Regions from separate parts of the Homo sapiens genome. Here region 2 is linked to region 1. The links are chromatin loops, found by intact Hi-C in ENCODE. Cell type or tissue: heart right ventricle. All regions are shown on one strand. Region 1 overlaps SNRPN (small nuclear ribonucleoprotein polypeptide N). Region 2 overlaps SNHG14 (small nucleolar RNA host gene 14).

Region 1 (5,000 bases):
TAATTTGAAAAAAATAAAATAAATTAGTATTCATACACTGCATTTTCTTTTTTTTTTTTTCCTGAGATGGAGTCTTGCTCTGTCACCCAGGCTAGAGTGCAGTGGTGCCATCTTAGCTCATTGCAACCTCCGTCTCCTGGGCTCAAACAATTCTCCTGCCTCAGCCTCCCAAGTAGCTGGGATTACAGGCACGTGCCACCACACTCGGTTAATTTTTGTATTTTTAGGAGAGACGGGGTTTCACCATGTTGGCCAGGCTGGTCTCGAACTCCTGACCTTGTGATCCGCCTGGCTTAGCCTCCCAAAGTGCTGGGATTACAGGCATGGGCCACCATGCCTGGCCTACACTGCGTTTTCAAAGTGACTGTTCTTTTCATTGTTAATAGCCAAACAATGCAAACAAACTAAATATCCAGCAGCAAGCTAACGATTACAATAATAATGTTATCACACCACGCACACTTTGTAAAATAAGGTAGATTTATGTGTACTGATATGAAAAGATCACCAAGACATATTGTCAAAATACAGACAGCACGGTGTCGTATGCACACAAACTTCAAATGTGTCCCATGTCCTCCCTTCCTCTCTCCCCACTACACACACAATGCATAGGACAAGGTCTGATGGCTATTTACTTAATGATTATCTCTGGGGAGGAAAAGGCCAGTTAAGTTGGTAGTTGCTTTAAAATGAGACTTACTTTTTATGCAAAACTGTTTTACAAAAAGAATCATCTTCATGAATTTTTAATACTTATAATTAAAAAAAACAATTGTAGCTAAGAAAAAAATGCTACCTACTGATCAAAATTTTAATGGCATCAAATTTTAATGCCATCAAAATTTTAATGGCAATGACAAAATGCCAAAGTTTCAATGTGGACTAAATATGTATTAGGTCATTTAAAATGTTCACCTATTTTTAATTAAAATTTCCCTTCTAGAAATCTAAATTAAAATATGTGTCTGAGTGTGTCTGTGTATACATCCTATATATACATTCCACATATATATACTTAAAACAGGATAAAAAACACAAATGTATTTTAAATTTTAACAGAATAAATGCACTAACCAAAAACAAACACCTAAATATCACAGAGCAAGAATGAATATGTAAATTAATCACTTCAGCGCACAGTACATTTTGCAAGCATACAAAGTGATTTAATAATGCAGAAAAATTTAAGTATGCTTATGTTGAAGGGTAATTACAAAATTTTATAAAGATAAAATGCACTTACCCACGTATAGGAAAAAAGAAAATTATACTAAAATCTTTAAGAGGGTGAATTATTTTAGGATAATATGGTTAAGAATTTCATTGCTTTTTTACTACATCTTCTGTATTAGATGTGTCTGCTTCTTCAATTATGTTCATTTTAATCCCCTCATTGCATGATATTTTGTTCTAATCTGAAAGGAGATTCTGACTTGCATTTGTTCCCAACACAGTCTGTACTCACTCTTGGTTGCTCAGTGAGGCAGTCCTTCTGCGTTTGACTTGGACTTCCACCTCTGGTACGTGCTGTTCTGTAGTTCGTCTCAGGTGTAAGCGATCCCTGAAACAGAAAAGAGAGGCATTTGTTTGGTAGACTGCATCAATCTATGAAATAACTATTTGTCAAGGTTATATTTAGAACTACATTTAATATAATGGATTTTTAAATCTAATTAAAACAAGGTAAAATTATTACAAGATCTTTAACCTTCAAACAGTCATAATCTATGCTATAACCACTTTTTTCTCCTTTTAGAAGCCCATGACATCAGAAAATCTGGTTTTAAAAAAAATCAGAAAATGAAATTAAAATAATATATCTACCTCTATTTGTAGTCACGTACATATAAAATTCCCACTTATGCAGATGTAGATACATACATACCACCACTACCCTACTCACCTTCCCCCCAAAAACAGTAAACCTGATTTCCAAAATGGTTTCAAAAAATATTTTTAGGATACAGTAGACATACTTATATAGTGGAATAGAACATAGTTTAAATTATAAAATATCTACTTTAAAAAAACATGCAAATGGTGCTTTCTTTAGGATTTGCAAAGCAATAGAAGAGCTGCTCAAGCTAAAAACTATCCACATAGCAAAAACAAACAAACAAACAAAAAACCCGCCATGTTACGTCTGCAGAACCCCTCATAAAATGGCTGCTCAAGGGAACAGAACATGAAATCCCACACCAGACTAGCCATATTAGGGACTGCAGAAACCACCTATGAACCTTTAAAGATGATAAATCAGAAAGGTCAGCAGGACCTTTCACTAAAGTAACACAAGTAATATCTCAAAAGCAAAATTCAAAGATACATGCCAAAAGCTATTAATAATTCTCTGAACCCTAGATGTTTTTAAGTCATGTTAGACTTTTAGATTGGTAAAATAGCTTACCAATAACGCACAGCTGTTTTATTCTTTCAAGAGTTTAAATGTTCTAATCAAGCCATACACACATATTTGATTTCTAAATGGTAAAATTTTATACACTGATAATGTTTATTACTTTTGATTACACAATGGTCTATTAAATATAACACCTGAATTACAAGCAGTATAAAAAATAAAGTGGACTTCATCAAAAAATAAAGTTCCGAAAACACTAAAGAAAGTGAAAGGATAACCAGAATAGGAAAAAATATTTGCTTAACATACAGCTAAGTTTCTAGTATCCAAAACAAACAAAAAGAAAATCCAAACAATGAAAAAAAAGAAGGTAGGGAGAGGCAAAGAAACTTTTTCAGGTGACAGACACATTTATGCCACTAATTTTGATAAGAATGATTTCAAAGGCATGTACTTATCTCTTAGCATATCAACTTTTAACATTAACTATCTACAGCTTTTGTATGTCACTCACACCTCAAAAAAGTATTTTTTCAAGTTTGGTATCCAGAATATGTAAGGAACTCTCACAACTCAACAATAAAAGGGCAAATTCTATTGCTACGATGGGTAAAACACTTGAATAGACAGTCCTCCAAACACATACAAGTGGCTAATCTATATGAAATGATGCTGAACATTAGTCACTAAAAAATGCAAATCAAAATCCCAATGAGGCAGGGCGCAATGGTTCATGGAAGGCTGAGGCCAGCGATCACTTGAGCTCAGGAGACCAGCTTGGGCAACATCTATACAAAAAAATACAAAAATTAGCTGGGTGTGGTGGTGCATGCCTGTGGTACCAGCTACTCAGGAGGCTAAGGTGAGAGGGCGCTTGAGCCTAGGAGGCAGAGGTTGCAGTGACCTGAGATCATGCCACTGGCACACCAGCCTGGGTGACAGAGCCAGACCCTGCCTCAAAATGAAAAAACCCCCACTGAAATGCCACCATCTGACACCACAATATTTGTAAAGGATGTGGGGAAACTGCTGGTGGAAACATAAAGTGTTATATATAGACTTTGCCAACTTCCTAAAAATGTTAATCATGAAAGTAACATATGACACTAACTCTACTGCTAGATGAAGTAATATTACAAGACCCAAACTCAGCCTCCAAAGTAGCTGGGATTACAGGCATGCACCACCACACCCAGCTAATTTTTGTATTTATAGTAGAGACAGGGTTTCACCATGTTGGCCAGGCTGATGTCGAGCTCCTGCCCTCAGGTGATCTACCCACCTCGGCCTCCCAAAGTGCTGGGATTACAGGCATGAGCCACCATGCCCAGACAGTTCATGTTCTTTCTATTATACCTGCAGCCTTCCCAGCTACCACTACTCTCATACTTCCAAAAAGACAAAATTTCAAGAACCTGGCATATACGAGGGCTAAGTAAAACCTTGTGAAACTAATTCTTTGTATTAAACGTATTATACGTGTTCCTAGTAGCATTATTCATAATAGCCAAAGAGTGGAAACAACTCAAATGTCCATCAACTTACGAATGAAGAAAATATGATATATCCAAACGAATGTCTTTCAGCCATAAAAAGGAATTTAGTACTGATCAGTGCTACATTATGGTGGGCACACAAATACAGCTAATAATGTAGTACCTTAATATAATACAATTAAAGAAACTATCAACTAAACCATGATTAATCTAATAGTGTACAACTGCAAACACTGTCTTACCAAAAAACAAAAAGAACCCATTCGGCAGTTGCTCAATATGAAAGGTCTGAGGTCAACTGAGGAAATAGCCATCAAACCAAAATATTCTATTATTTCAACTTTCTGAATTTACCTTTTTTTAAATGTAGAGACGGGGTCTCAATACCCAAGCTTGAACTCCCAGGCTCCAGTGATCCTTCTGCCTTGGCCTCCAAAAGTGCTGGGACTATAGACATGAGCCACCGCACCTGGCTTAAATCTACTTATTTTTAATCTACATATAAAATGTCATCTATAAGATTTTGAAAACACTACTTTATTGAATGTTCTAGATACACACACACATGCATTTATCTAACTGCATCCCCAACACAGAAACCAACATTTTATGAAACTGAGGACATCATGAAAAAATCATCATATAGAAAGGGTGTTAAATGTTTGCCCTCAGATCACTTACACTGAAAGTAATAATCCGGAAATATATTGAAAAGCAAAAAGCAATGGAATCCCAATTTTATTACGGCCTAAATTTTCCATAAAATTTAACTAAGATCTCAAGAATAAAAATAAACAAAGTTGGCCAGGTATAGCGGCTCATGGCTGCAATGCCAGCACTTTGGGAGGCCTAGGCAGGGGCACTGCTTGAGTCCAGGAGTTCGAGACCAGTCTGGGCAACATAAGGAGACCCCTCTCTACAAAAAAATAAAAAGTTAGCTGGGCACAGTACCTCAAGCCTGTACTAACAGGCACTTGGGAGGCTGAGGCAGGAGTCTAGATTGATCCAGGAGTTTGAGGTTACAGGGAGCTATAACTGCATCACTGCACTCCAACCTGGGCAACATAGCCAGACCCTGTCTCCTAAAAACAAAAAAATAAGGTTAATGATAGGCTGCTAATCTGTACCCCATGAATATAAGA
Region 2 (5,000 bases), 60 kb before region 1:
TGAATATGGACTGCATACTGTTATACTTTTATACTATTGACACATTTCATTATTTTGAAATTTTTACCGAAGTCAATATAAGATGCTCAGGCTCTTAGAAAGTAGATGTTGAAGTGTTTTGGGTTACAGGAAGATAATGTCGGCAAATCATTCAAATAGTACATAAAATGATAATGCTATGTATAAACATATAAAGGGAGGCGAGAGCAAGAAGAGGAAGTGGGGGAAGAACACAACGATGCAGAATAAAAAGTCAATCTAGGTGAAGCGTAAATCAGGTCGCTCTGCATGATTCTTGCGATTCTGAATCTAAAATTATTTCAAAAATACAAAGTCATAAAAACGCTGGTATAAGGTATACTTAGGGCGTTTATGAACTTCCAAGCGGATTTAGAAAATATTAATGATTTCTTGCTCAGATAAACAGGATTTTTGGGTAGAGTGAGGAAAAATGGGGTACTGCCTCCTTATCTTATAAATCACACATCATTATTTGATTCTTCTTTTAGCCACGGCCATTAATTGTTTAAGTCAGACTTATGTTAAAAATGCCATTTTCACCTATTAGATTGGCTAAAAATTTAAAGCTTTTTTTTTTTTTTGAGATGGAGTTTCGCTCATCACCCAGGCTGGAGTGTAGTGGTGCAATCTCGGCTCACTGCAACCTCCGCCTCCTGGGTTCAAGCAATTCTCCTGTCTTAGCCTCCCAAGTAGCTGGGATTACAGGTATATGCCACCACGCCCAGCTAATTTTTTGTATTTAGTGGAGATGGGATTTCACCATGTTGGTCAGGCTGGTCTGGAACTCCTGACCTCAGGTGATCCACCTGCCTAGGCCTCCCAAAGTGCTGGGATTACAGGCGTGAGCTACTGCGCCCGACCTCAAAAATTCTTAATACCTGTTGCACACAAGTTTTTATGAAAATTGGCACTTCCATTACAACACCGTTCTGTGGTGGCAGAGGACACCATTTTCAAGAGCAATTTCACAGCATCTAACTGAAACGAAACTGATGATCCAACAATGCCACAGCTAGACATTTATCCTGTAGAATTAGGAGACCAACTGCATTAGAATATATATATAGTGCAACATTATATGCAGCAACAAAACAAACAAAACATTAACCTGCTTTCCCAAAACAGAGAAATGGATTTACCTGTTGTAATACATACTTTACATCCCATAAAAAGTCTGTGGGTAAGCTATATTTATTGATTTAGAAACATGTCCATGCTGTATTAAAGAACCTTGAAATTTATAAAATAACATCTATCGTAATAATCACACATTTGTAAATGAATTCCACATAAACTTATGTAAGCTGAGAAAAGTTACTGACAACTACACTACAAACACTACTTATCAAACCTAGGAAGTAGGTATGGAAGGTAGTAGATAAATGACCACAGCTTGCTTCATATCACTGAGTGACTCACTCATTCTTGTTGGCTCTGTTTCAATGAACTAGTTGCCAAGCCTAAGTGAAAAGGAGATATAAAAGAATAAAAACACATAACCCTCAACCTGGCTTTAAGAGCCAAGAATTCAAAGGCTTAAAGCAGATTCTGCCCCATGTTTTAGTTTAACTTCCTACGTTGAGGGTTCAGAAAAATGACATGGGATGGAATACATCTTCTCGCTTCTGCCTTCCATGTATATCCACCTTCCCCAGGATCATAATAAACTTCTGCTGTAAGCCAGAGGTCAGAAATCTACAGCCTGTGGTCCAAATCTGGCCTAACACATGTTTTTGTAAATAAGTTTTACTAGAACACGGCCAAATTCATTTGTTTATGAATTGGTTATAGCCGATTTCACGTATAATGGCAATGTTGAGTAGTTACTACAGTATGGACTATATAGTCTGCTCTTTTACAAATTTTGCTACCTCTGTGTATTGTTATACAGACTACAAAACTCTGTATGATGTTTCATATAATGTAAAAGTGTGTGATTAGGACACTGATCTTCTTATAACCAGAACAGCATACTGAACTTGGAAAATATTAACACAAGAAATAGTATGAGATAAATTAACTTTGGAGAAGAGACAGAAGAGCACCTTCTGTCCAGGTAAAATAAATGAGCATTGCAAAAAGGAACACAAGTTCTACCTAAAAATCTAGCTGCCAATGAACAAAATAATATAGTATGAAAGGAGACACTAATGGCTGTACACGTATGAGATTTTTAAACCTTTAATCTTGTGTTGGTAGGATTAACTGACATCAAAGTGATTGATTATATAGTCTTAAAATTCTAGCAAGTGTTTGTTATTGCTAACACTGGTCTAGAGAGGTAATTAATATTACTGAATGCCTCCCATGTATAAACCTATCAAGACAGGTTGGGCAATATGGTGAGCAGTTCCCCAATGGACAGTGCAGCTTATGTTATAGAAGCAGACAATTAAAACACCAAATAAGCACTATTTTATATTAAGCCCGTTTAGGTTAAACAGAAAACAAAGGAAAACCAGGGTAACGTGGATAAAGGGGAAATCTCTTTGGTGCACTGAGATTTTTATTCCAGCCCCAAATAACACTAATGATACCAATAAAATGATTGTACAACATGTTCTACAAGATGAGATCACAAGGGCTCAAATGGCAGTGCAAGGGTCTCGCTCTCCCTTACACACTCAGTTGTCATGTCATCCAAGTTTGTGTACTTGGAAAGAGGTGAACTATAGTCAATCTCAGATCCTGATCTGCAATGAGATATACTAGGTCTAACAAAAAGGATACTACAGAAGGTCTAGTCCAGATAACACAAATGCTTAAGATTTCATTTGGGACTTGTCTAAAAACTGTGGGCTCCTGATTCAAATGAGGAAAAAAAGTATCTTACACATGGGGAAAAAAAATCACTGGCACACCAAGGCCCTCTGCTTCTGAGAAAGACTTGCCATCATCTGGACAGTGACTAACGTATCCATGGGGTTGAATTAATTATATTTACCATACACAAATCTCACTTCCATTCATAAAGTAAAATATAAATTTAAGAAATACAATGAGTTAATATACAAAAATAGAGGGAAGCATGAAATGTATTGAGAGTGCAGAGAAGTACATAAAAACATTCCAGGCAATTACTTGCGAAAAAGCAGGTCACTTCTATTCCTGGACGTACTTCTATAAAAGGTGTGCCCCTTTAGAAGCAAAGATGCAAGAAGATCCCAGAAAGAAGCAGTAACAACAGCATTTCGGTGATGCTGTAGATGGAACCACCATTTGTCTATGATCCTATTATCCACATGGTCACCACCTGAGAGAGTACAGAAGAAGAGATTGCAAATGGAAATAAACAACAGGTTATGACACAGCCATGCCTGGTGACAGAAATATATCATCTTCAAGTCAAGTAATACTCCATAAAACCGAACTCCTACAATCTGATGTGGAATAACCCAAAACCTACAAAAACCAGGTATACGTACTGTATGCAAATGATAAAGCTGCCATTTTCCTTCGTTTCTCTACACATTTTTTTGTGATTTGAATACCTATCTCCTATTCCAAATTATTTTCACGCCAACCAACCACCTATTTATTCTTTGAACCAGCATTTCCTGTGTAGTTTCTTCATTCTAATTTATACACCAATTCAGGGGTTAAGAATTTTTTTAAAAGACACAATATAAGGAAATACTAATAAGATACTCTGTGTATTCCATTAAGATCTTTCCACAAACTAAAACCCAGTATCCACCCATCAATTCTCCTTGCTACCCTGTATGCTTCTTGTGCAACTTCTCGTGGTACTAAAGTCAAGAAAATGCCTGATTTCATTAAATGTTGGTTATTAACAAGAGTTAACTATAAAGTCCTTGATTAAAATATCGACTCAAAATAATCACATAACCACAAAGTAGGATGTATGAGAAAAGAAATTTAATTTCAAAGAACTCAAATAAGAATCTAATATATCCTCAACGTAGCAAATAGAACAGCTTCAAAATCACAATATAGTCTTTAATGATTTTACCTGCAGGAAAGATGTCTTTGTCCTCCTTGACTATTGAAGATGCTTGTGAAAAAAAAGAAAAACAGGAATGTTGGAAAATAGTTGAAGATTTTTCATTCACTCATCGAAAGAAAGGGTGTTAAGACCCTACTTTTACCACTTCAATGTTGAAATATTCCTCAACTCCTATCTGCTGACCTTACCTACTTACTGATGATATCCTAAATCATGCACTTGGAACTAAAATTAAACCTGCTACTCTCATTATAACCCATACTATTTATAGTAAATTCTAATTCCTAATGACTTTGGTCTCTGACATCTTTTAATAGCCTATCCATTTTCTTTATTTTCCACAGGCTGCCAGACTTCCTTCTTATCTCCCTCTAGCTGATGAATTTATTCCAGAGCATTTATTCAATAAAATTTACTGAAATAATATAAAATTTACTGAGTATACAGATAAAAAGTTATAGTCTCAGTCCAGATGACATTACATACTACGGTGAGAGTAGATAAGACTGGTAAATCAAAACCTGCATAAACTACATATCAAAACTGTGTCAAAATTTAGGGAGCCCTTTTATCTCTTTTATTTCACCTAACTGATAATCACTCCACAAATTCACAACTTTGTGTTTTATAGAATTCATGTATAGTTTTGGATTTTAAAATATTACAAATTAGATTCAATATCAAACTGGTCAAAAATAAACAGTACACCAGGGTTACTGATTCTTACCAGCACTTTTGAAGAATGACGTCTACAAAAATAGTAAATAAGCACAATGATTTGGATTGATATGCAAATTTCAGTCAGTGAAGAAGTTCTCACTTCTTAAACTGGTACCACCTCAGCTATAACTGTGAAAAATATGGGAAAATTGTGACATACGACCAGTTAATATACAGAAGGTGAAGTTCTCTCATTCCTCAACCTCCTAAAGTCCCCAAATTATTAAAATATTGAAAGATCATTTTAATTAAACTAACTTGTGAACCCACTGCAGTTAGTTTTTGCTTATTT

What was found. Peaks named below come from ENCODE experiments on the same cell type or tissue, not always from the same donor. Only the 100,000 strongest peaks of a DNase experiment are listed, where the experiment ranks them.
Region 2: a loop joins it to region 1, with 9 times the contacts of the local background. A loop is called at or near these places in 10 of 110 quality-filtered maps.

What each region holds. Positions count from the first base shown.
Region 1 is chr15:24,958,678-24,963,677 of GRCh38, reverse strand. It overlaps SNRPN (small nuclear ribonucleoprotein polypeptide N), which reads right to left. Exons shown (of 10, transcript NM_003097.6): 2 at 1,469-1,564. SNURF (SNRPN upstream open reading frame) reads right to left here. Exons shown (of 3, transcript NM_001394334.1): 2 at 1,469-1,564. It overlaps SNHG14 (small nucleolar RNA host gene 14), which reads right to left. Exons shown (of 148, transcript NR_146177.1): 5 at 1,469-1,564. Among named protein-coding and RNA genes, the nearest start is that of SNURF, 6.2 kb to the right of the region's middle. In heart right ventricle, no CTCF peak of the experiment used is centred here; no DNase peak of the experiment used is centred here.
Region 2 is chr15:25,018,864-25,023,863 of GRCh38, reverse strand. It overlaps SNHG14 (small nucleolar RNA host gene 14), which reads right to left. Exons shown (of 148, transcript NR_146177.1): 21 at 4,716-4,837; 22 at 3,995-4,036; 23 at 3,103-3,274. Among named protein-coding and RNA genes, the nearest start is that of PWAR6, 11 kb to the left of the region's middle. RefSeq lists an enhancer at 1,268-1,562. In heart right ventricle, no CTCF peak of the experiment used is centred here; no DNase peak of the experiment used is centred here; H3K27ac peaks cover 1,045 bases.